3 separate regions of the Homo sapiens genome follow, and all the other regions are linked to region 1. The links are chromatin loops, found by intact Hi-C in ENCODE. Cell type or tissue: PC-9. All regions are shown on one strand.

Evidence for each region. Peaks named below come from ENCODE experiments on the same cell type or tissue, not always from the same donor. Only the 100,000 strongest peaks of a DNase experiment are listed, where the experiment ranks them.
Region 2: it touches region 1 in a loop (5-fold over the local background); 13 of 110 quality-filtered maps call a loop at or near these places.
Region 3: it touches region 1 in a loop (5-fold over the local background); 7 of 110 quality-filtered maps call a loop at or near these places.

The regions. Positions count from the first base shown.
Region 1 is chr12:127,289,753-127,297,752 of GRCh38, forward strand. It overlaps LOC124903050 (a long non-coding RNA gene), which reads right to left. Exons shown (of 3, transcript XR_007063523.1): 2 at 665-817. Among named protein-coding and RNA genes, the nearest start is that of LINC02376, 9.5 kb to the left of the region's middle. In PC-9, a CTCF peak has its summit at 3,956 (motif pointing left); no DNase peak of the experiment used is centred here; H3K27me3 peaks cover 126 bases.
Region 2 is chr12:127,121,417-127,129,416 of GRCh38, forward strand. The region is part of intron 2 of LOC107984449; the gene reads left to right. Among named protein-coding and RNA genes, the nearest start is that of LINC02405, 65 kb to the left of the region's middle. RefSeq lists enhancers at 4,390-5,589, 4,455-4,524. In PC-9, no CTCF peak of the experiment used is centred here; a DNase peak (open chromatin) is centred at 4,705; H3K4me3 peaks cover 610 bases; H3K27ac peaks cover 4,422 bases.
Region 3 is chr12:126,933,435-126,941,434 of GRCh38, forward strand. The region is part of intron 4 of LINC02405 (long intergenic non-protein coding RNA 2405); the gene reads right to left. Among named protein-coding and RNA genes, the nearest start is that of LINC02372, 63 kb to the left of the region's middle. In PC-9, no CTCF peak of the experiment used is centred here; a DNase peak (open chromatin) is centred at 3,307.

The DNA of each region.
Region 1 (8,000 bases):
CTTGCTTATCTTGGAGCAGCTCAGCAATAAAATAGCATGCGTTCATTATTCAAGTGAAAGTTTAATTAATTCAGAACTTGTTCCCACACCTTCCTAGACAGCTCCTGATAATGAGCTCTCTGGGCTTTTCTTCCTCCATCTTGTGATGTCACGCTAAATGGACTGCATCTAACAGCATCGATGGGATGAAAATGCATGAGTGCAGGGCAGTGGTTGACTCTGTGGATTCAGGACCTGCTGAAATATCACAACTCTCTCTCCCAATCCCAGGGCCTCTTCTCTCTCCTTGTTGGGGTGAAATTGGTGGTTTTTCACAAGAGTTTTGGAGGTGCGTGGGAAGACTCTCAACTCTAGGGAGTTTGAGGGTTTTAAAAAAAATTTGCATACTTACTCCAGCTAAAGCATTTCATGAATGGCATAGCCAGTGATGCTGAACTATCTATCGTCCTCAACCATACAGCATCACAGGGTCACTCTCCTCCACCAAGGGCAGCCAGGAACCATCCCCTTTTGAGTACTGAAGTGAGCAACAGTGCCCCTGTGGCCAGAGGGGTCCAGATCTTCCTCCAGCTCACAGTGCTGTTGCATGACCCTACCTGCTTTATTTCTCCACGTGTAAAATAATAAAGTTGAGGGCACCTGTCCTACCTGCTCCAAAGCGCACCTGAAGTGAGGTGGGTGAAGAAGCACCTGGCTCAGTGAGTCCCCATCTCTGACCCTCACCAGGTCCTCTTCGTGGTCACGAGCCTGGGACTGTGAATCCACAGAGAAGACAGAGCTCAGCTCAGCATGGCCGCAGCCCCACTGGGAGGGGACTCTGGTAGCAGGTGGGACAGAAGAGGAAACAGTGATCATAGTTTTGCAATTGTAACTTTGTTCATGATGCAGTGTCTTCTAGCTCCTCCCAAATCCAAGCACATCTGGTACACTGACTATCAAATTATATCAAACTGTAGCATGGGATCAAAACATAATGTTACTTCGTCTCTCCCTGCCTCTTTCAAATTTATGAATTGAGCATTTTCTCACTGTTTCTGTATAAAAACCCCAGAAGATTTGATGACCTTTTCCAAACTATTAGATAGTGGACACTCTCCTGGTCAATTGAGGTCATGAAAACAATCTCGGTTTTATAATCAAAATATTCTAAGATGGAGATCAAGACCCTGCTTTTTATCTAACTGCCATCCTTCTGCTTCTTCAACTTGGATCTGCAGCAGGCTCCCCTTCGTCCCTCAAACACACCAAGCTTGTTACTTCCTCAAAGCCTTTAGAGGATGTTAAGAAACAAACCTATTATTCCAGAAGCTAGTAGTAAGGTGTAAAAAACACGTGTTTGGCTGGGCACGGTGGCTCATGCCTGTAATCCCAGCACTTTGGGAGTCTGAGGCAGATGGATCACCTGAGGTCAGGAGTTTGAGACCAGCTTGACAAACACGGTGAAACCCCGTCTCTAATAAAAATACAAAAATTAGCCTGGCATGGTGGCGCACACCTGTAATCCCAGCTACTCAGGAGGCTGAGGCAGGAGAATTGCTTGAACCGAGGAGGTGGAGGTTGCAGTGAGCTGAGAATGCACCACTGCACTTCAGCCTGGGCAACAGAGCAAGACTCTGTCTCAAAAAAAAAATGTGCTTATCTCATATTTTCTGCATGAGCTATACTTCAGCATAGCCAAAGAGTTGGCCAGGCATTTTTTTAAAGACAAATTCTGCCTAAAATTATGAAGGAATTTTAGAAAACCATTACTTTTAAATCTCTGGCAAATATATATATGTATATTTATATATTTAATATATATAATATTATTATTATATATAATATATATAATAATATATTATATATATTATATATTATTATTAATATATATTTATTATTTAATAAATATATAAAATATAAAGATATATAGATATATAAAAAGATATATAAAGATATATATAAAGATATATATAATAATATATATAAATATATATAAAGATATATATATATAAAGATATATATATATAAAGATATATATATAAAGATATATATATATATATATATATATATATATATATATATCCATAGGTCATTAGGGTTTGTTAAACCATTAATAGCAGATGATGACTTTTCAATCACTGGATCAATTTGGCTATTACTGAACCCCCCTGACCAATCAGTATCAGTAAACAGGAGACAGCTTGAGTGTCACACTGTACTGCAATGGAAAGTAAATGCCAGCACCCAACGTGCTCTCACCATGCTAGCTGCTTCCATGTGTCAACTTGACTGGGCTAAGGAATGCCCAGATAGCCAGTAAAATACTATTCCTGCATATGTCTGTGAGTGTGTTTCTAGAAGAAAATATTATTTGAATCAGTGGGTTGCATAAAGATGACCCTCATCAATGTGTGCAGGCATCCTCCAATTCACTAAGGGTCCAAATAGAACAAAAGGGTGGAGGAAGGGCAGGCTTGTTCTTTCTGTTTGAGTTGGGACATCCACCTTCTACTCTGAGATGTTGGTACTCCACATGCCCAGGCCTCAGACTCAGACCAGAACTTATGCTATATCTGTATACAGATATAGATAGATATGTATGTGTGTACACACACACACATATATATACACACACATACACACAACCCATTAATGACAGTATGTGTGTGTGTGTATATATATACTCTCTTCCCATGTGCACACACACACACACACGTTATACACACACATGTTATTAATGAGTTGTCCAGTGTGGCTGCTCTGATGTGTATGGGGCTGCTCCAATGTGGCTGCTCATTAATGGGTTGTCCAGTGTGGCTGATCTGGTGTGTATGTGGCTGCCGCAATGAGGCAGCTCATTAATGGGTTGTCCAGTGTAGCTGCTCTGGTTCTCACATGCCTTACCCTCTCTAAGCTGAGGTTTCTGTACGCAGAATGTTCTGAGTTGGGTCTGGAGATCCTGCAAACAGGACACTAGGAAAGCTGAAGAAGGCCCAGGCTATCTGAAGCTGTCACCTCCCACCAAACCTCCCTCATCCAACCATGTCTTCTGGGGAAAACCTCAGACTCCCAGAGGCTAGACAATTCTGTGGCCCCCCTCAGTGCATCAGTACAGGATGCTTTGAGGCAGCCCCAAAAGACATCATGCCGGTAAGTAGTCTCCTTTCCCTTGAGTATCCTGGGAAACTGGGGGTTGGGACCCCAGCCCTTATTTCTCTGGATCCCCCAGGGTCTCCAGAAGAGAGCCACACCCATCCTAGAGATGTGTCTAGTCAACAGCTAGTAACTGGGGGGACGAGGCAAACCTCTGTGGGAGGGTTCATGGGGAGACAGTGCTCGGGAACAGTGTTGGGGCGTCTACGGAAAACTATGTTCCGATGGCCACACTCAGGGCCCTCTCCACCCCTCACTCCTCGGCACTCCCTCAAGAGCTCCTCTTCTGTTTTCTCGACTCCACCATTCCCAGTGTATTCATCTACATGAAGCCTCTGTCTGTCTTCCTGAACTCTGATTCTCTTCGTTCTAGTACCTGGAGGACCTAAGCCTCGTGTTTCAAGGATCCCATCACTGGGTTTGCCTTCCTTCCCTCGTTTTGTTTTCCAGCATCAAGCTTGGCTCACACCTGTGCTGATCTCCATCCATTCCAGCCTCAGGGTATTTGTGCTGTGATCATGGCTAGGCGGTCTCTTCCCCCTCTCCCACTCCCCACCCCCATCTCACACTCACCTTATCACTGATGCCTCTCATAGTCACACCTGAGATTCCACTCCATCATTCCACAAGTGCCTATGCAATCCTACCATCTCCTGATACTGTGCACCCAACACAGGGTTCTCCAGGAAGAGCCCAGGTGAGGATCCACAAAGCTGCTGCTTGATCCCTGAGCTGCATGCGTAGGATAGCAAAGATGAGGACAAATGCAAATGAGGCAAAGGAAGATGAGCCATGAGGCAGAGCGCTGTGTTACACACCAGCTCCCCCTGCAGGGCAAGCACAGAGAGGCAGCAGCCTGCTCAGCGGGCCATGCATGCACTTGGCACGCAGGATTTCTGTGGGGTGTGGCACCGCCCAGGGAAACCCTGGCTTAACCCTGGCTTAAGGAGGAGTGTTTGTGTGCCCATCTCTCATTTTCTTTTGAACAGAGTCCCTCCATTGGGACTGCATTTTTCTGCACTTTTGGTTCTTCTCATCCAGCCCCTCCAGTGATCTCTCAGGATGCAGAGCCCAGGCCTCTGCGAGGAGGTATTCCACCAGCAAGGAAGAGGCAGAGGTTCCAGAAACTCAGGTGTGCTTTATGCACACCTGAGAGGTGACCATAAAGGAGGCTCAGGGCTTCTAAGGGAAGTGGCTGGTTTTGCTCTCACAGTGACTGCGTCACCTTGGGAGGCGGGGGATGCAGGGTGCAGCCGCAGCCGTCTACACACTTGTGTCCAGAGCCCTGGGCCAGGCACTGTGCATTCCACGGGGCCCATCACAGCCCCTGCCTACATGGGTGGATTCTACTGCAGGCCTGCTAAAGTGTTGTCTTGCAAAACCTCATTGAACTCGTGCGGCAATCCTATGAATGATTCATATTAGTGTTCCCATTTTACAGATAAGAAAACTGAGCCTCCACGACATAAGGAGGTGCCAATTCAGGTACAGCATAGTGCTGCGGGGGATTAAGCTAAGGTTCACTAGAATTCAGTGCCCTCCAAACCAATTAGCCCTGCCTCCTGTGCACATGTATTTCATCAAGTTTGAGATCACACTGTGATCATTTCGCCTGAGTCCCTCAGGGTGAAAGTGCTGGTTCTGAGTGCCTGAACACTTAACATTTCTATGGGGACTGCAAAGTGACTTCCAAATGAATGTGTCAATTTGCACAATGAACATCAGTGTTTTGCTGGATTCTTAATGACAGTTCTCTCACTTGGCTTTGCCCCTCTGGGTGTTCATTTGTAGCATTTCACACACACACACACACACACATACACACACACACACTAAAATCAAAGTGGGCAAGGCATTGCTATCAAAACATGAAACAGTCCATTCAGCCCCGGCCTTCCAAGCACCTTAAATGCCTGAACCCCGCATCCAGCACAGGATGGCCTCCAAGCCTGTGTCCCTGCTTGGCTTCAGGAGGCCGCACTCCCCGCCCTGCAGTGCCTGAGACTGGGCCTGTCACTTTCTGTAAATGCTTGTGCAGTACACAGTCCCTTTTCTGGATTGTGGAACTGCACCCTGGCTCTGTCTCCCTCTCTCTGCCTGCACTCCTCCTGTAGCCTGGATCAGTCTGGACAGCTTCCAAACACGCCCCCTGTGTCCAATCTGGCTCCTATAACATAAGCCACAAGGCATCCAAAGTGGTGATTTTAAAACTTAAATAAGGTCATAACATTTCCCTAATAAAAACCCACAAATGACATCCCAATGGACTGAGAATAAATGCCAAGCCCTCACCTCTCGCTTCTCCTACCTGGCCCTGTGTGTGCTGGCTGTTCATGACCACCTGGCTGCTTCGACCACTTCCCCTTGTGTGTCTTCTCCAGCCATGCCGACTTTCTTTCCCTTCTTCAAACACACTTCACTAGTCCCTACCCTCAACTTCAGGGGCTTCTCTGACATTTTCTGTCCCCCTCTGCTTAGAACACTCTTCCCTAAATTTATTTACGTTGTCAAAGGAGTAGGATGAGATAATGACTGATAGTACTGGACAGTCACCATAGTCCAGACACTGATAGATGTGTTTAGTGCTATGAACTCATCTATTCTCCACAATGATTCTTTGGGTTTGGTGCTATCGTGATCAATGCTTAACAAACGAGGAAACTGGAGCCTAGCGAAGCAACTTGCCTAGTCACACAGCTCTTGGTGATAGAAGGACGACACAGGCCTCAGCTCTGTATTAAATGAGAGTGCAAAAAGAAAGGCCTCTAGTCAAGCTCTGGGGCTATAGAATAGTTCTATGCTGTCCAGTGGAGAAAGAAGGACAAAGAAGGCTGTGAATGAACAGACAGGAGTAGCAGCAGAGCTTCCATGAGGGAGGCAGCGGTCACCTAGATTGAGGTCTGCTGAAAAAGCAATTGTATCTTCAGTTATCTGAGCAACATATGGGTCCCTGGTGACTTTATCATAACTGTATCAGCAACTGGCCGGACTAGCCAGGCTGCTGTGGGGTGAAGAATAATGAGAGGTGAGGAAATGATAACCTCAAATGCAGAAGTCTCTTCTGGAATGCTTTCCTCTAAAAAGGATCAGAGAGACTGTTTGAAGATGGAAAGGAATGTTCTGAGTTGGGTCTGGAGATCCTGCAGACAGGACACTGGGAAAGGTGGGCCCCATCCCAGACATGGCAATGGAACCCAGTTCTATGTAGGAAATGATTGCATCTGTTTTCATGGGGGTGACTGTGAACCTCACAGCAGTACAAGGAGGATTAATTAAGATATTAAGTCAGAAATTACAGATGCATAATACCTGGAATTATGGCTCAGTACATAATGACTCCAGCCCTATCTCTGTAACTCACAACACTGTATTTGAATGTATCTGGACAGATCCTGGAGGTAACTGTAGAAATGCCCTAGATGACTTTCTTTTTTTTTTTTTTTTTTTTTTTTTTTTGAGACTGAATCTTGCTCTGTTACGCAGGCTGGAGTGCAGTGGTGTGATCTCAGCTCACTGTAACCTCCGCCTCCCGGGTTCAAGTGATTCTCCTGCCTTAGCCTCCGCAGTAGCTGGGATTACAGGCACCCGCCACCATGCCCAGCTAATTTTTGTATTTTTAGTAGAGACGGAGTTTCACTATGTTGGCCGGACTTGTCTCGAACTCCTGATCTCACCATGATTTAGTCACTTTGATTTTTTAAAGCTTTATGTATAATAATGAAACATACACATAAGGTAGAAATGACCCAATCCATCGGTAGTTGAATTAACACGCTGAGATACATGCATGTAATTTAATTCGTCAGTAAGAAATCAGCAGAGCACTAATGTACTCGATAGCTGGACCTCAAAAGCATTGTGTTGCCTGAAAGAAGCCAGACACGAAAGGTTAAGTGGCGTTTGACCTCAATAACATGGAGTTCCAGAACAGGCAAAGGCAATCTATGAAAGTGAGGAAATCTGATCATTGCCTGTGGAGTCAGGTGTGAAGGGCGAGAGGGAACTAGTGGGTCATTGTGAAGGGCGAGAGGGAACTAGCGGAGCAGATGGAAATGTGCTAGACTTTCAATGGAGCAATAGTTACACCGACACATGCATTTGTCCAAACCCATCCACCTGTATACTCAAGCTGGACACTTTATCCTATTTAAATTACATCTTAACAAAGTTGACATCTTGTCTTTTTCATTAATTAGCAAAAAGAAATTCCAGGGGCCATATTTTCTCTGTATTTTAAGTCATGCCTCTGCTGCAATATAGTTTCCGCCTTCACACTGGAGCTTTGCTTGCCTATAGTGATTGTAAGTACTCCTGTCAGAAACCAAGCCTGTCGGCCAGGTGGTCGTCAGTATTCGGAATATTTGATTGGCTTCATCTGTCTTGTAGTTTCTGGATCTTCACCATCTGCACAATGGGTTCATTTTTGATGGGAACCTATTTTGCAACAACTGGAGTCTTTTCCTCATTATAAACAAGAGATAAGCCAACATTATTGACCCAGATGAATAGTAAACAGAAAGCAGGGGGTGAAGGGAGCTGTGACTGTCCTGTATCCAGCTGTAGAGGCTCTGTCCACATAGGGTCAGATGGGATGGCTGAATGGTTCTGCATCCCGGATGGCTCACTCACATAGTGGGCAAGTTAGTGCTGGCTCTTTCTGGGAGCTCAGACTGGACACTGGCCGGGGGCCACTTCCTCTTCACATGGGTCTCTCCACTGTCTTCCTCGTGACATGACACCTGCATTTCAAGAGCAGGGATATCAAGTTCCCTTTGGTTTTGAACAACTGGGGATCTGAGAGGAAACTTCATATGAAGAGAGACAGAGAGAAAGGTGCCACCTTGGCAATGGATGAAATTGTAACAACC
Region 2 (8,000 bases), 170 kb before region 1:
TGAAAATAGTTTTCCCAACATGTCATTTAAATTTTAGTTTTGATTTTGGTCTAATGTGATAAACAGATATTTTAAACTGTTTTGTAGCTAAGTTATTTTTTATGGTTTATTCTTTAGCTTGTATGATACAGAAGCCTTCCTTGCCTATACATCACATCAATATTCACTTCTGGGTTTCTCTCTGCTCATTATAGGGGATTTCATTTTGACATGACAACTAATGCATTTTGTGGCACTAAAGCCCATAAGGTTATCCTTCTCTCATTCCATTAAGACCAGGGGGTCTTTATTGCTTCACAAAGGAAGGGCAGTTAAAAGGGAAATAAGACACGGAAATATGGGAGTGTGTGTCGCTGAGAAGGGTCCCGCTTTCAGCCTTCTATCTTCCCTCAACAATCCTGAGCCTTTACCTGGTATGTCCCAGGACAGAAACAGAGTCCTGCTGTCTTTCCCAGGGAATGTCATGGAGGGGTGCCAAGGCTTCAATAATTTGTTCTAAAAATGGCTTTGGAGAAAGATGTCATGATGTGTTTTTAGCTAGTTGCGCCTGAGACAGCTACAGACTTTAATCTCATCAAGTGCAGTGACTGGAGCAGCCAAATATTTTTCATAAGAAAAATGGGCAAGAAATGACTGCAAGAAAGCCCAGGAGGTATATGCTTTCTCATCAGGGCAAAGACTGAATCCTCAGCACTGTCTAAGCTGTCACATAATACATAGACATAAGTCCTGGACCATTACCAGAGAGAGACACAGAGATGACTGAGAAAACTTAAAATAAAAAAAAAAAGATTAAAAGAGCCCCATCAGGTCAATACCTAGATGTCGGCCTTGTGAGACTGAACAGAGAACCTCGTCATGTCTGCCTGGACTTCTGGCCCCCAGAACCACGAGCTCATAAATTGTAAGCCTCCAAATTTACGGTAAGATCTTAGACAGTATAGAAAACTAATATATAAGTTATTTTATAATGGCTTGACAAGTTGAGGAAGCATTTGCTGTACATCTCACATGAGCTACTTTAGTAGAGCAATACACAGCACTGTCTGATCTCTCTCTCTCTTTTTCAAACACACACACACACACATAATTGATGCAATGCGTGTGTGATGTAACTCCATTATAGGAAAAGAAGGTCTACCTATTTAGAAGCAAGCCTACCCAGAATCCAGATGTTGATTTTTAATACCATTCTCCCATGAAAAGAACCACAGTTTCCTGGGAAAATGACTGATTCTAGGACTGAGACAGAGAATATGTAAAATGAGGCTGGAGCATCTTGTTGTGCCAGAACGTAAGGAAGTGCTCAAAAGAAAAAAAAAATCATTGTTGGGGGTATGCAAAGGTACAAACTGAAAGCGTTCTCAGCAGCCAGTGCTAGACAAATTCATGCAACAAAATAAATAAAATACTTTTGGGTAACCCAAAGTACAAAGAAAATATTCATGAGACATCTTGACATAAATGCTTAAATCAATCAATAGAAGAGAAGAAACAAGTCTCTTGTGTAGAATAATTCCAGGTAATTTATGTAGATTGTCTGCCCTCAAGGAGGTTCAGCATAACTCATCAGTCCTTCAGTGAGGACTGGACCTAAATAACCATAGCCATGGTGACATGTCAGGACAGTTAGTTCTTTTTCATCCTCATTTAGCAAGAGCCCAAATTGTTCTCATCTGTTTCCCATGGCTTCATGGAGTAAAAAAATAAAATTCTAAATATGAGTTTCTTCTCTGCCGTCACTATTAGCATCACTAGTACATACCCTATATGCAATGCTTCAAAGAGGGTTTTTCCCTGTGAGCTTCTGTGGTAGGGAATTTCATTCTCACCATTTTACGATCCAGGAAAGTAAGGTGTGGTTAGAGACACTCGTTGCAAGGTAACTCAGATATTAAGTAGTTGACTTGTGGTTTTCTGGTGGAGGGAAGACCTACCTGTCCCCAGTCCCTCCACACATTGGTTAGGATGCTGAGACCAGTGTTGAGATTGTTGATCCAAAAATGCACATAAAATGTATGTAACAGTTTATTAGTCACAACTGGGACTTTTGGGGACAGCAGGATTGTTCCTAGTACCAATGGAGCCCATGGCTTGAGTGGAGCAGAGGGTGGGGGATAGAGGGTGGGGGATAGAGGGAGGGGAATAGAGGGTGGGGGGTGGAGGGGGATAGAGGGTGGGGGATAGAGGGAGGGGGATAGATGGTGGGGGATAGAGGTAGGGGGATAGAGCATGGGGGATAAAGGGTGGGGGATAGAGGGAGGGGGATAGAGGGAGGAGGATAGAGGGTGGGGGATAGAGGGAGGGGGATAGAGGGTGGGGGGATAGAGGGAGGGGGATAGAGGGTGGGGGATAGAGGGAGGGGGATAGAGGGTGGGGGATAGAGGGAGGGGGATAGAGGGTGGGGGATAGAGCATGGAGGATAGAGGGTGGAGGATAGAGGGAGGGGGATAGAGGGTGGCAGATAGAGGGTGGGGGGATAGAGGGTGTGGGATAGAGCATGGGGGATAGAGGGTGGGGGATAGAGGGAGGGGATAGAGGGGGGGACAGAGGGAGGGGGATAGAGGGTGGGGGATAGAGGGAGGGGGATAGAGGTAGGGGGATAGAGCGTTGGGGATAGAGGGTAGGGGATAGAGGGAGGGGGATAGAGGGAGGGGGATAGAGGGTGGGGGATGGAGGGGGGATAGAGGGTGGGGGATAGAGGGTGGGGGATGGAGGGGGATAGAGGGAGGGGATAAAGGGTGGGGGATAGAGGGAGGGGATAGAGGGAGGGGGATAGAGGGTGGGGGATAGAGGTAGGGGGATAGAGCATGGGGGATAGAGGGTGGGGGATAGAGGGGGGGACAGAGGGTGGGGGATAGAGGGTGGGGGATAGAGGGTGGGGGATAGAGGGAGGGGGATAGAGGGTGGGGGATGGAGGGGGATAGAGGGAGGGGATAAAGGGTGGGGGATAGAGGGAGGGGATAGAGGGAGGGGGATAGAGGGTGGGGGATAGAGGGAGGGGGATAGAGGGAGGGGATAGAGGGAGGGGGATAGAGGGTGGGGGATAGAGGTAGGGGGATAGAGTGTGGGGGATAGAGGGTGGGGGATAGAGGGGGGGACAGAGGGTGGGGGATAGAGGGAAGGGGGATAGAGGGTGGGGGATAGAGGGTGGGGGATAGAGGGAGGGGGATAGAGGGTGGGGGATAGAGGGAGGGGATAGAGGGTGGGGGGATAGAGGGAGGGGGATAGAGGGTGGGGGATAGAGGGAGGGGGATAGAGGGTGGGGGATAGAGGGTGGGGGATAGAGGGAGGGGGATAGAGGGTGGGGGATAGAGGGAGGGGGATAGAGGGTGGGGGATAGAGCATGGAGGATAGAGGGTGGAGGATAGAGGGAGGGGGATAGAGGGTGGCAGATAGAGGGTGGGGGGATAGAGGGTGGGGGATAGAGGGTGGGGGATAGAAGGTGGGGGATAGAGGGAGGGGATAGAGGGGGGGACAGAGGGAGGGGGGATAGAGGGTGGGGGATAGAGGGAGGGGGATAGAGGGTGGGGGATGGAGGGGATAGAGGGTGGGGATAGAGGGTGGGGGATAGAGGGTGGGGGATAGAGGGAGGGGGATAGAGGTAGGGGGATAGAGCGTTGGGGATAGAGGGTAGGGGATAGAGGGAGGGGGATAGAGGGTGGGGGATGGAGGGGGGATAGAGGGTGGGGGATAAAGGGAGGGGGATAGAGGGAGGGGATAGAGGGAGGGGGATAGAGGGTGGGTGATAGAGGTAGGGGGATAGAGCGTGGGGGATAGAGGGTGGGGGATAGAGGGGGGGACAGAGGGTGGGGGATAGAGGGAGGGGGGATAGAGGGTGGGGGATAGAGGGTGGGGGATAGAGGGTGGGGGATAGAGGGAGGGGGATAGAGGGTGGGGGATAGAGGGAGGGGATAGAGGGAGGGGATAGAGGGAGGGGGATAGAGGGTGGGGGATAGAGGGTGGGGGATAGAGGGAGGGCAGCCTTGCCTCTGATTGCTAATGGGAGGCAGGCTGGGGTGGGCTCCAGTGCACAAGTCCTGGCTTGCATGGCTCAACTCCCTACAGTGCTGAGGGAGGCGATGCTGGACTTTCTTACCAGGACAGGTGAGGGTGGGGGCTTGAAAGGGGTCAGGGGCCAACCATTAAAAATGGAATCAGACTCTGTATCACAGCAGTGATGTAGAATATTAAACTCAGCTCTCAGGACACCAAAACCACTAGGGGGTTTCTACCCCACAGCAGCTGCCATATACAACACGGTCATGGAGACACACACAGACCATATGCAGGCAACAGCTTGCATTTTGAATATTACTCACCACTGTGAGTCCTGGGCTGCATCACTCCTCACTGGTGAGCCTGTCTCCTAGGCACTCTGGGGATGATCAAAGTACCTGTATTGTAGGACTGTCCTGAGAAGTAAATGAGAGATGCTTAACTTAGAGCCTGCTGTGTTGTAAATGCATAAACATGGAACTCAGTTAATCATCATTCACTCAACAGCATCGGTCTATCTTCCTGCCCACAGGGTTCTGCATCCAACCTCAGGCAAAGGTGCAAGTCATGGGGGTTTCCCAGTGAGTGGAATGGCCTGATGGGCGTGTCATCTCTACTCCTCCATGGCTGGGAAATGTGGATGAGTCATTTGCTTAGCAGGACTTTACTGAGCACTTTGTGTTTTTGTTTTGTTTTGTTTTTGTAATTGTGTGTGCTAGGCACTGTTCTAGGTGCCACAGACACAGCATGAAACAAGATAGGCAAGATTCCTGCCTTGGGCAGTGTACATCCCAGTGGGATGAGTCAGTGATGCCCATATTCACAAATGAATAAGCAAGGTGGCTTAAAACAATATCAGTTTGCTGTCTTATACTTTTAGAGGTCAGAGTCTAGAAATTAGTCTGTGTGGCTGAAATCAAGCTATCAGCAGGGCTGTGTTCCTGTTGGAGGCTCCAGGGGAGCATCTACTCCTGGCTCTGTGTTCCTGTCGGAGGCTCCAGGGGAGAGCGTACTCCTGGCTGTGTTTTCCAGTTTCCAGAGGCCACCTGCAGTCCTTTCCTTAGGTCCCTCTGCCAGCACTCCTGACACTCTAACCTCTGCTATTGTGGTCACCTCTCCTCTGACTCTGACCCTCAGTCCTTCTCCTTATTAGAAAACATGATTACACAGGACTCACACAGATAATCCTGGGTGATCTCCCAATTCAAGGCACTGAATCACATCTGCAAAGTCCCTTTTACAAAATAACATGTTCAACAGCTCCAGGGACTAGCCTATGGACATTTTTAGGAGCCCTACTACACTTGCATATTGCAAAACTTTGTATATTAAACCTATGAAAAATGAGTTCAAATCAAAATCACACATCCAAATGGCCTACAATCTCCAGGAAGATCAGATACATGGGTCAAAAGGAAGAGGCATAGCAATGGAAATTTATATTAATTTGCTCAAACTGACATAACAAAGCTCCACAGACTGGGTGGCTTAAACAGCATAAATGCATTTCCTCACAGTTCTGGAGGCTGGAAGTCTGAGATCAAGGTGTCTGTAGGGTGACTTTCTTCTGAGGCCTCTCTCCTTGGCTTGTAGGTGGCCGTCTTCTCCCTGTGTCCCCACATAGTCTACTCAGTGTCTGTATCCTAATCTCCTTTTTTTTTCTTTTTTCTTTTTCTTTTCTTTTCTTTTTTTGTTTTTTGTGATGGAGTCTCACTCTGTTGCTCGGTCTGATGTGCAGTGGTGCAATCTTGGCTCACTACAATCTCCGCCTCCCAGGTTCAAGTGATTCTCCTGCCTCAGCTTCCAGAGTTCACAGGCACCTGTCATCACATCCAGCTACTTTTTTTTTTTTTTTTTAGTAGAGATAGGGGTTTCACCACATTGGCCAGGCTGGTCTCAAACTCCTGACCTCAGGTGATCCGCTGGCCTCAGCCTCCCAAACTGCTAGGGTTACAGGTGTGAGCCACCGTGTCTGGCCTAATCTCCATTTCTTATAAAGGCACCAGTCAGATTGGATTAGGACCTGCCATAACAACCTCATTTTTATTAAATTACCACTTCTCTAAAGACCCTCTCTTCAAATACAGTTATATTCTGAGGTCCTGAAGGTGAGAAGTTGAACATACGTATTATGAGCACACACAATCCAGCTCATGACAGAACCCAGAGCAGCAGAGTGGGCTGCAGTGACAGGAGGAGGAACTGATCTGTCTAAGGGGGCGACAGCTCCAGCCAGTGGTCACCCCATAGAAATGTGGGCTTCTGAGACATAATAGTCTCCTGGATTTTCAACAGAAGTCCAATGAAAGTTTTCATTTTGTTTGTTTTTGTGTATGTTCTTGCTTACTGTTTAAATAAGCCATCCTGGGTTAGCAACCTGCATACCCAGACTCTCTCTTATCCCTCTGGACACGCTGTGGGAGAAGAGAGGGGGCTTCTTTTCTCCTGCTTTGTCTCCCCTCCCTTCCATCCAGGTTGGTGATGAGTTGTAGAGGGAGAAGATAGAAGATGCAAGAAAGAGGCTACCTGCCTAGGACTGGCATGAGATGGTGCAGGTGCTCTCTGGGCAGGGCACATGTTGAAAGCAGCTGTTTTTGCAAAACATCCCCATACAAAAAAAGGAGTAGAGGCCACCACCCTTGACTCGTCCAGCTCCTACACTGGACTTTGACTTCCATGAGGGCTGCATAGAGGCTGACTTTTGACTCTAACCCCTGGGATGGGCACAAGGCCAAGCCACAGACAGAAGTCAGTAGATACCTGTTAAATTTATGAATAAGTCAAAGAAATGCCTTGGAAAGAGAAAGATGTTCTATCAGGAAATAACCCCCTGAGAAATCTTGCAGGTCTGCACGTGCGCTGAGGCTGAGGGGCCTCTGGGACTTCAGTCAAGGCACCCAGATGAGTCGGTGGCACCCTCTGCCTGCTCTATCTTGATGACAATGAGAGGGATGATCTCAGTTTCCTCTCTGAGCAAGAGAAACACAGATTTTAAAGGATCCAGCAATCTGTGTTGAGAAACTACTTACAAATGACTTGTTTTCATTGGTCTGTATAGGAGTATCAAAAGCTCTTCAATTTCTTCAATAATTTCATCAGAATCCACTAATGAGATAGCTGAACCAAGATATGGGAATTGCAATCAACAAAATCAGGGAAAAGGAAAAGCTCTTTGATTTACTCACATTTGTTCCTTCCTTTTTCTGCAGTCTTATTTGAATGGGGACAGCTAGCTAATGACTATTCCAATTCTGCCAAAACCTGAGAACGATGCCAAAATTCAACTGACAAAATATTAACAAGATACAACTCTAAGGAAAGGTTGGCAATACAATTACATGCACAAAGAGTAAACAAATGCTAGCCTTTCTCTCTAATTGTCGCATGAGAAGACATTCCATGGTTTCAGGCACATAAGAGCTACTTCAGGAATCAAAGGCTCACTAAGGAAGAGCGGGGATTTGTGATGTAATAGGAAACATTTCCAAGCCTTCATTACAGAGCAAGGGAAAACTGAGATTCCTCAAGCATCATGAAACGAGATCTTCCCCGAGTCTAAGAGGAGCCCACTAGAGAGGCATTATAGGCGTTTATGCCTCTCTAGGATGCCAGGCAGGCTTCAGGCTGTAACCCTGGAGGCTGGTGAGGAACCTACAAAAACAGGAGCCCTCAGAGCTGGGGCCAGCTCCTTCCCCATGACTTCCTCCAGGTAAACCCTCTGTGCACCTAAGGCCTGAAAGGCTCACAACAGGGTTAAAATAAAAGCTGTCTTTTAGTGACAGGGTTGAATCTTCAAATGCCTGGTGTGCACAAAACATACACAAACTTATTTGCAAGTAAGCAAAAGTTAGCATCAACAGCCACTGCAGCACCCCGACACAGTACAATAAAGAATATTTGTGCTTCTGAAACAAAGGTGGGAAGTGGATTTCCTGGAATAATAAATTAGTTACTGCATGTTCATCCAGAGAACCAGACCCACCAAGAGCCATTGGCTGCAG
Region 3 (8,000 bases), 360 kb before region 1:
TTAAACTGCATGAGCAGAAGAGCAGCTGATGTGTTTTCTGAGTTTATTCCCAAAAGTCAGACACGCATGTCAAATGTTCTATTTTAAAAGACGCAAAGAAGCTATTTCATGAATAAAATCTGCATTCTACATCTATACACACACTCTTATATACTCCATAGCTTTTTTAAAAATTGTGATTGTTAATGCAAAATTTAATTTGTTTTCTAAATTAATAATGGTTGTTTCTCTAAATTCAGGAAAATGTTATTGGAATTCAGAGGCTATTTTGAAGACAATATAGCATCTTTTAAATGCTGGAAATCCCTCTTTATAAAAGAATGTGTAACAAGGAAATGGAATAGCCTGTCTGCTACCACATGTGATTATTTTGTTAAAAATAAGAACAAAAACAGTTATTTGCTTAACTAAAACCACGTGATAACTTTCAGATAAGTATTTTACTTAAGCTCTATATTCCTTAAAGGAAAAACAAAGTCAGAAGTATTTGTGTAATATCTACATTAGAGTCAAGTCGTCAAGTTTAATATCCCAATTTCTTACCCAAAAACAAAATTTGCAAATACAAATCAATAATCTGTTACACTTACAAAACTGTCTTTAGATTACAAGTTGATATTAAATAACAATTGTATTATTCACTCCTTAAAAATGCATTCAAAGGCCAGGCGAGGAGACTCATGTCTGTAATCCCAGCAGTTTAGGAAGTTGAGGAAGGAGAATCTCTTGAGGCCAGGAGTTCAAGACCAGCCTGGGCAACATAGGGGGATCCTGCCTCTACAAAAAATACAAAAATTAGCCAGGCATGATGGCCTATACCTTTAGTTCCGGTTACTTGAGAGGCTAACGTGGGAGAACTGCTTGAGCCTGGGAGATTGAGGCTATGAGTGTACCACTGCACTACAGCCTGGGTGACAAAGAAAGACCCTGTTTAAAAAAACATGCACTCGGCCGGGCGCGGTGGCTCACGCCTGTAAACCCAGCATTTTGGGAGGCCGAGGTGGGCAGATCAGGAGGTCAGGAGATTGAGACCATCCTGGTTAACACGGTGAAACACCGTCTCTACTGAAAAAAAAAAGAATACAAAAAATTAGCTGGGCGTGGTGGCGGGCGCCTGCAGTCCCAGTTACTCAGGAGGCTGAGGCAGGAGAATGGCGTGAACCAGGGGGGCAGAGCTTGCAGTGAGCCGAGATCGTGCCACTGCACTCCAGGCCGGGCGACAGAGCAAGACTCCTGCTCAAAACAAAAACAAAAACAAAAACAAACAACAAACAAAAAACCAAAAACATGCACTCAAAAGAGTTAGCTCAAGCATCTGGTGGTATCCACTGTATAAAAACCACATTATGATCCAGCAATCCCACCTCTAAGTATGTATCCAAAGGGATGAAATGAGTATGTTGAAGACGCAGCTGCACTCCCACTGTCACTTGTGCATTGTTTACAAATAGCCAAGATATATAAACAATATAATATAGGTAATATAAACATATAGAAATATAATTATCTTTATAATAGAAACACTATAAATTTCTGTCAATGGATGAATGAATAAAACATTGTGTGTGTGTGTGTGTGTGTGTGTGTGTCTGTGTGGGTGTGTCCACACAGGGGAATACTATTAACCTGTAAAAAGAAGGAAATTCTGCCACTTGTAACAACATAGATGAACCAGGAGGACGTATGCTGAGTGAAATTAACCAGACACAGAAAGACAAATAGTGCATGAACTCACTCCTCTGTGGAATTTAAATAGTCCAGCCCATAAAAGCAAAGAGTAGAATGATGGTTGCCAGGATGTGGGGAGAAGGGGACAGTAAGGGTTCAGTCAGGGGGTACAAAGTTTCACTGCGGAAAGATGAATAGGTTCTGGACATCTAATGTAAAACGATGTGACTACAGGTAACAATACTGTGTTGCATATTTCATATTTGCAAGAGGGTAGCCACTCCATCCATCTGCCAACTTACTAGGTTTTTCTGTACGTTGAGTGTAGAGACTGTTTTGTTCTTTGTGTGTTTAGTGCATCTAATACAGTATTTAACAGAGAGTGGGGCTTGTGTCAGTCAGGGTGGATCAGGTTATGCTAAACAAAATCAAATTACCAGCGGCTTGTAATAACAAGAGAGTATTTTCAATCATGTTCAATGACGAACATGAACTAATGGGGTTAGGAGACTCTGTTCCCGGAGATACTCAGGGAATCAGGATGATAAAGAGTGAATCTTAAGACAAGCTGTCAGATCCACAGTGCAGAGAAGAAGAAAGGTAAAAAGCCAAGTGCAAGCACAGAATGCTTCCAGTTTTACCACCTCAAACATCCACACGCTTGCACCTAAGGAGTCCAATCAGACAATCTCCTGTTCTCACAAGAAGATGGGAACAGTGTATTTGTGCACAGTATTAAGTGGGCTTCGGTGCTCAACAAATACTTGCTGAATGAACGAATTATAGATTACTGCAAAAACCACAATTACTTTTGCACCATCCTAATAATTAGAGTAGGTGCTAACTTCGAATTTAATTATTTAAAAATATATATTAACTATTTTCTCTGTACCAGAAAGTCTAGTAGGCATTAGGTAATGAATATTAAAGAAAATAATCAAATGTCCTAGTAGGAGAAAACTATTATTATGATTCCACCTAGGCTGGATGTAGTGGCTCATGCCTATAATGTCAGCACTCTGGGAGGCCAAGGTGGATGGATCACTTGAGCCCAGGAGTTCGAGACTAGCCTGGACAACATAGAGAGACTCCTGTCTTTATGAAAAACGCAAAAATTAGGTGGGTGAGGTGATGCACACCTGTGGTCCTGGTCACTAAGGAGGCTGAGCCAGGAGGATCACCTGAGCCCAGGGAGGTCAAAGCTATAGTGAGCTATGGTGGTGCCACTGCCCTGCAGCCTTGGTGGTAGAGTGAGACTGTCTCATTAAAAACGAAACAAAAAAACATATCCACGTAAATGAGAACTTTATCACTCACCATTTCATAGTGAATTCTGCAACTTTCAGTTTTAGCAGGTGGTCATAATAATACAAAAATATCTTCGGCCTTTTTGCTGGACCCGTGACAGGGATGTGTGGTTTAGCTGGCCTGCCACACTCACCCCCTTGCAGGAGGCAGCACGTGAGCGAGCAAGTGCAGGGTCCAGCTGGCTGGTCCTGCAGGGCCTGTGGTGGCACCTAGGTGGGGATGCCTGTGGCCCTGAAGCCCAAGAGGAGGTGTTACGGTGCTCTTTTAGTTCTGCCGTTTCTGGATGGCAGCGTGTTGGCAGCTCAGTTGGCTCCTTGCCTCATTGCATGAGTCAGCTGTCCTCTGCCGGGGAGGGCAATGAGCCAGTGTGACAGCCTTTTTGGGTACCCACACTTGGTGAGTCCCAAACTCTTGTCTTGCATTCAAGAAGAATGAGGTCACACAGACAACTGAAGGATAGTGAAAGTGGAGAATTTAACTGAGCAATGAAAACTGCTCTCAGCAGAGAGGAGAGCTGGAGAGAGGATGGGAAGGGCAGGTTATCTTCCCCGAAGTCCCGCCATCTCCTTCAAGGTCCGGCCATCTCTCTCCAGGTCCAGCCATCTCTCCCACTACTGACTGAGTCTGGGGTCTTCCTAGGCACAGGATGGGATTGGGGCAGGCTGTAGGTAATTTTGGAAAAGGCTACATTTGATTGGTAAAAAGGTGTGATTCAGAAAGAACCAATCGGGAGAGAGCGGGCAAACAAGAATAGAAGATCTCACGTTGGGCCAGCGGTTCCAGGCTGATTTTTTATTTGTATTTTTGGCTTGAAGGCGTGGTTTCACTGGGGATCCACCCCCGTCTGCCTAGAATTTCTCTGCCTCCTGCCTCTATGAATAATTTGAAAAGAAGGAATTATATGCGGGACAACATTTTTTAATATGTATAATTTTTATTATTACCAATAAGCAAACCTGTTACTTATAACTTGGGCTCAGCAGTTTTCTGCCCATCAAAATGTGATGAGAAGCTTTGTGGCAGTTGTCATTTTTTAAAAGCACAGTGTCAAATTCATACCCACCAAAACAGAAAGTCTACAGTCAGGCATTTGGGTTTTGAAAATGCTCTCCTATAGATTAAAAGTGCCATAGAGACAAGACACTCTTCTGTCAGTTAGCTACTCTGTCCTCTGTGTGTGGCAGATAAATATTTGTGATTGATTAAAGTGCACTCCTGGTTAATAACCTCTGATAAATGGACTTTCCCCCAAGATCATAAGCAAATGCCACATCATCAAGGGGCCTTGCTGAGCTGCAGGGATGTCAGAAAAGGAAATTTCCTGGATTCTTCTCCCCAGTCTCCATGCAGATGGAGAAGGGCAGGTTGGAAGAATAAGAGGCCTTACGAAATGTTGCTCTCTCACCACAAGAACCTACAAAATAACCATCTTAGTATGTTTATTAAGCCTCCTGACCCACATGGAAGGGCTTAATAAACATACTAAGATGGTGCCCATGACAGCCTGCATTCAGATCCCTTCTGGAGCACTGGAGCATAAGAGGCTGGCAGACGTGTCACATATTTTTTTACGAGGCACTCTGCTGCCTCTGCCCACATCCCACTGCCGAAAGTCAGTCTATGGCCATGCCCAACATCACTAGGAAAGAAAGCACTTTTGTCCCCTGTAATAGCAGAGAGGAGAAGGACTATTTGCTGAATAATCTTCCAGGTGATAATAACAATCATTATCATCATGAGTACTGTCATTATCTGTCAACAATTATTAATCACAATCGTTAGTAAGAGCATCTCTCCTTTCCATCTCACAGCCCTCATCATCTGCTTCGTGCTCCTCTCGTGTCCATTCAGGTTCAGTGGCACTAAATCACTAGTGAATATAAGGGGCAGAAGGAGCAGGTTTTTGCCTTTTTTCTAACATATCATGCAATCTGTCAAAATGGCCAGCTTATAGATAGCCCCCAGGAAATATGTGATGGATGAGTGGATCAATATTGTTCTTAGAATATCCAAAGGAAGTAGAGAAAATACATACATGTGTACTTATATAATTGAGTACATATAGCATGTGTATAGAAATAACATATGTATGTATGTATTGTATGCTTACATAAATGTATATGCCTATATGTATGTGTATATACACTTGTATGTATACATTTTGTATGTATGTTTATATTTATATATAGTGCGTATATATGTATGTATACATGTGTGTTTATATATATGCATGGGTATGTGTATATACATGTATGTGTGTAAACATTTGTACACATATGTGTCTGTCTATAGGTATGTGCACTGTGTGTATATAGGTATGTGTATTGTGTATATCTGTGTGTATATCTGTGTGTATATGTGTACATGTATATGTATGTGCACTTGTGTATGTGTGTATGTATGCATGTGTATATTTATTTATGTGTATATATGTATGCACATATATAATTATGTGTATATATGTATGCATGTGTGTATATATGCATGTGAATGCACGTGTGTGAATGCACACATGTATATGTGCATGCATGTGTATATATCTCTGTGTTTATATAAGTACGTGTGTGTAGATGCATATACATATATTTGTGTGTATGTATATATGTATGTGTATTTGTGTGTGTCTATGTGTATGTGTTTGTGTGTGTGTGTGTTTGGGTGTGTATTAATGTGTTCAATACTGTCAGGAAGTGTTTTATTGCTGGAGTCGGCGTCTCCTTTGTCTGATGTTTTATGATGTCTTAGCCAGGATGGCTGTTAGAACTCAGAAGAAAAAGAGTTCATAAGGAAGGAATGGGTGCTGGGCTTAATACCTAGGTGATGCAATGATCTCTGCAGTAAACCACCATGGCACACCTCCATGTAACAAACCTGCACATCCTGCACATGTACCCCTGAACTTAAAATAAATGTTGGAAAAATAAAAATAAAGAATTGCTTCCAGTGATAATGGTGGTGAAGCTGGTTATGTCTGTGTTGGCTCATGTAACTACCTTAAAACTGACAACTGTGCAAAACTGCTCAGTGCAAAATGAAGAGTTACATGCTGAGAAGGGAGGCATGAGCCACTGATGAGTACAAAACTGCTAATAAAGCTCTCATTTTACCCTTATCTTGTCCTTATGACCTTTACAGAACACTTGTTGCCAAGGATACTTAGGCACATCAATAAAACTAGAGAAGAAAAAGTATGATAAAATATAATAATGGAAAATTAAGTTACCAAAAAAAGCAATTTTCTCCAACAATAATGGGACAAAGACTATAACAGACACCTCACCAAAGAAAATACATGGATGGGGAATGAGCATAAGAAAAGATCCTTTACATCATATGTCATCAGGGAAATGCAAATTAAAACAACAAAGAGATCTATTACACAGCTATTAGAACTGTCAATATCCAGAACACTGATAAAACCAAATGCTAGTGAGAAGGTAAAGCAACAAATCCTCTTGTTATTCATGGTAATGCCAAATGGTACACTCTATTTGGAAGAGAGTTTGGGGCCTCTTAGAAAACTAAGCATACTCTTACTATACAATCCAGCAATCATGCTCCTTGGTATTTACCCAAAAAAGCTGGAAACTTATTTCCACATAAAAACCTGCACATGGATGTTTATAGCAGCTTTATTCATAATTGTCAATATTTAGAATCAATCAAGATGCCATTTAGTGAGTGAATGGATAAATAAACTGTGGTATAGCCTGACCAGGCAATATTAATCAGTGCTGAAAAGAAATGAACTATTAAACCATGAAAATATGTGGAAGAGCCTTAGAAACATACTATTAAGTTAAGGAAGCCAGTCTGAAAAGGTGGCTACATACTGTGTGACTTCAATTATACGACGTTCTGGAGAAGGTAAAACTGTGAAGACAGTAAAAACTTCAGTGGTTTCCAGGAATTGGGGGTGAGAGGGGTGAATAAGCAGAATATAGATAATTTTAGGGCAGTAAAACTATTGTGCATGACACTCTATGAAGGCGTGTCATTTTAAATTTGTCCAAACCCATAAAATGTGCAACACCAAGAGTGAACTCTAACATCAACTGTGCACGCTGGGTGATAATGATGTGTCAATGTAGGTTTGTCAACTCTAACAAACGAACCACTCTGGTGAGGGATGTTAGAAATGGGGTAATCTGTGCATGTGTTGGGGGTAGGGGACATACAAAAAAGCATCCATCTTCCTCTCAATTTTTCTATGAACCTAAAACTACTCAAAAAAATAAAGTAAATTAAACAAACCAACTCTCATCATAATTACTCAGTTTTATCGACTCATCTAATTTTGCATTAACTGCCTCCAGTAGGAACCACTTAACTTGTCTTTATTTTATTTAGAGTTTCTGAATTTTATGTCCTTTGATAGGGCAAAAGAATCTTATACTGTAATGAGAACTCAGGACTCGACAGACAAAAATTGTAAAAAACCAACATGTAGAGTCACAAGGTTCTTGTTCATGATTTCCACAAGTGCTCTACTTGGATTTACATTTTTTAAGCAAAAATAAGTGCATTAGTTCTTTGTTCATTATGGTTCCAGTAGATAGTGCTTACATTTCTTATTAAAACTTTTCAAAGTAGTGCAAAAAAGAAGATGGACACAGAAAAATCGTGCCATATAAATACCCATCATGCCACATAAGTACCCATCAGCAGTTCTGTTTTAAAAAAAAAAGCTATCATTAAGGAAGAAAAAGTGTAAATTACAAAAATGAGGTCACAATGTAACTCATATAAATTGCAGCCACCTGTTTTTCTCATTTCCAGGAGAAAGGATTTTATGTATGCAATGAAGCAACTTTTTTTTGGAGAAAGAAAATTTGCTCTGCAGTCTTCATTACTTAAGCACTATTTAAGTCTCCACAGTCTTGCCTGCCCAGCTCTTGTCACCAGCTAATCAGCAAGTGGACATCTACGGCTACCATAGAAGAAGAATCACACACTTCCCAGAATTAGAGGATCTGGAAATCCACAGTTGCTTTCAAATAAGACATAGTTGAAAGGTCTTGGAT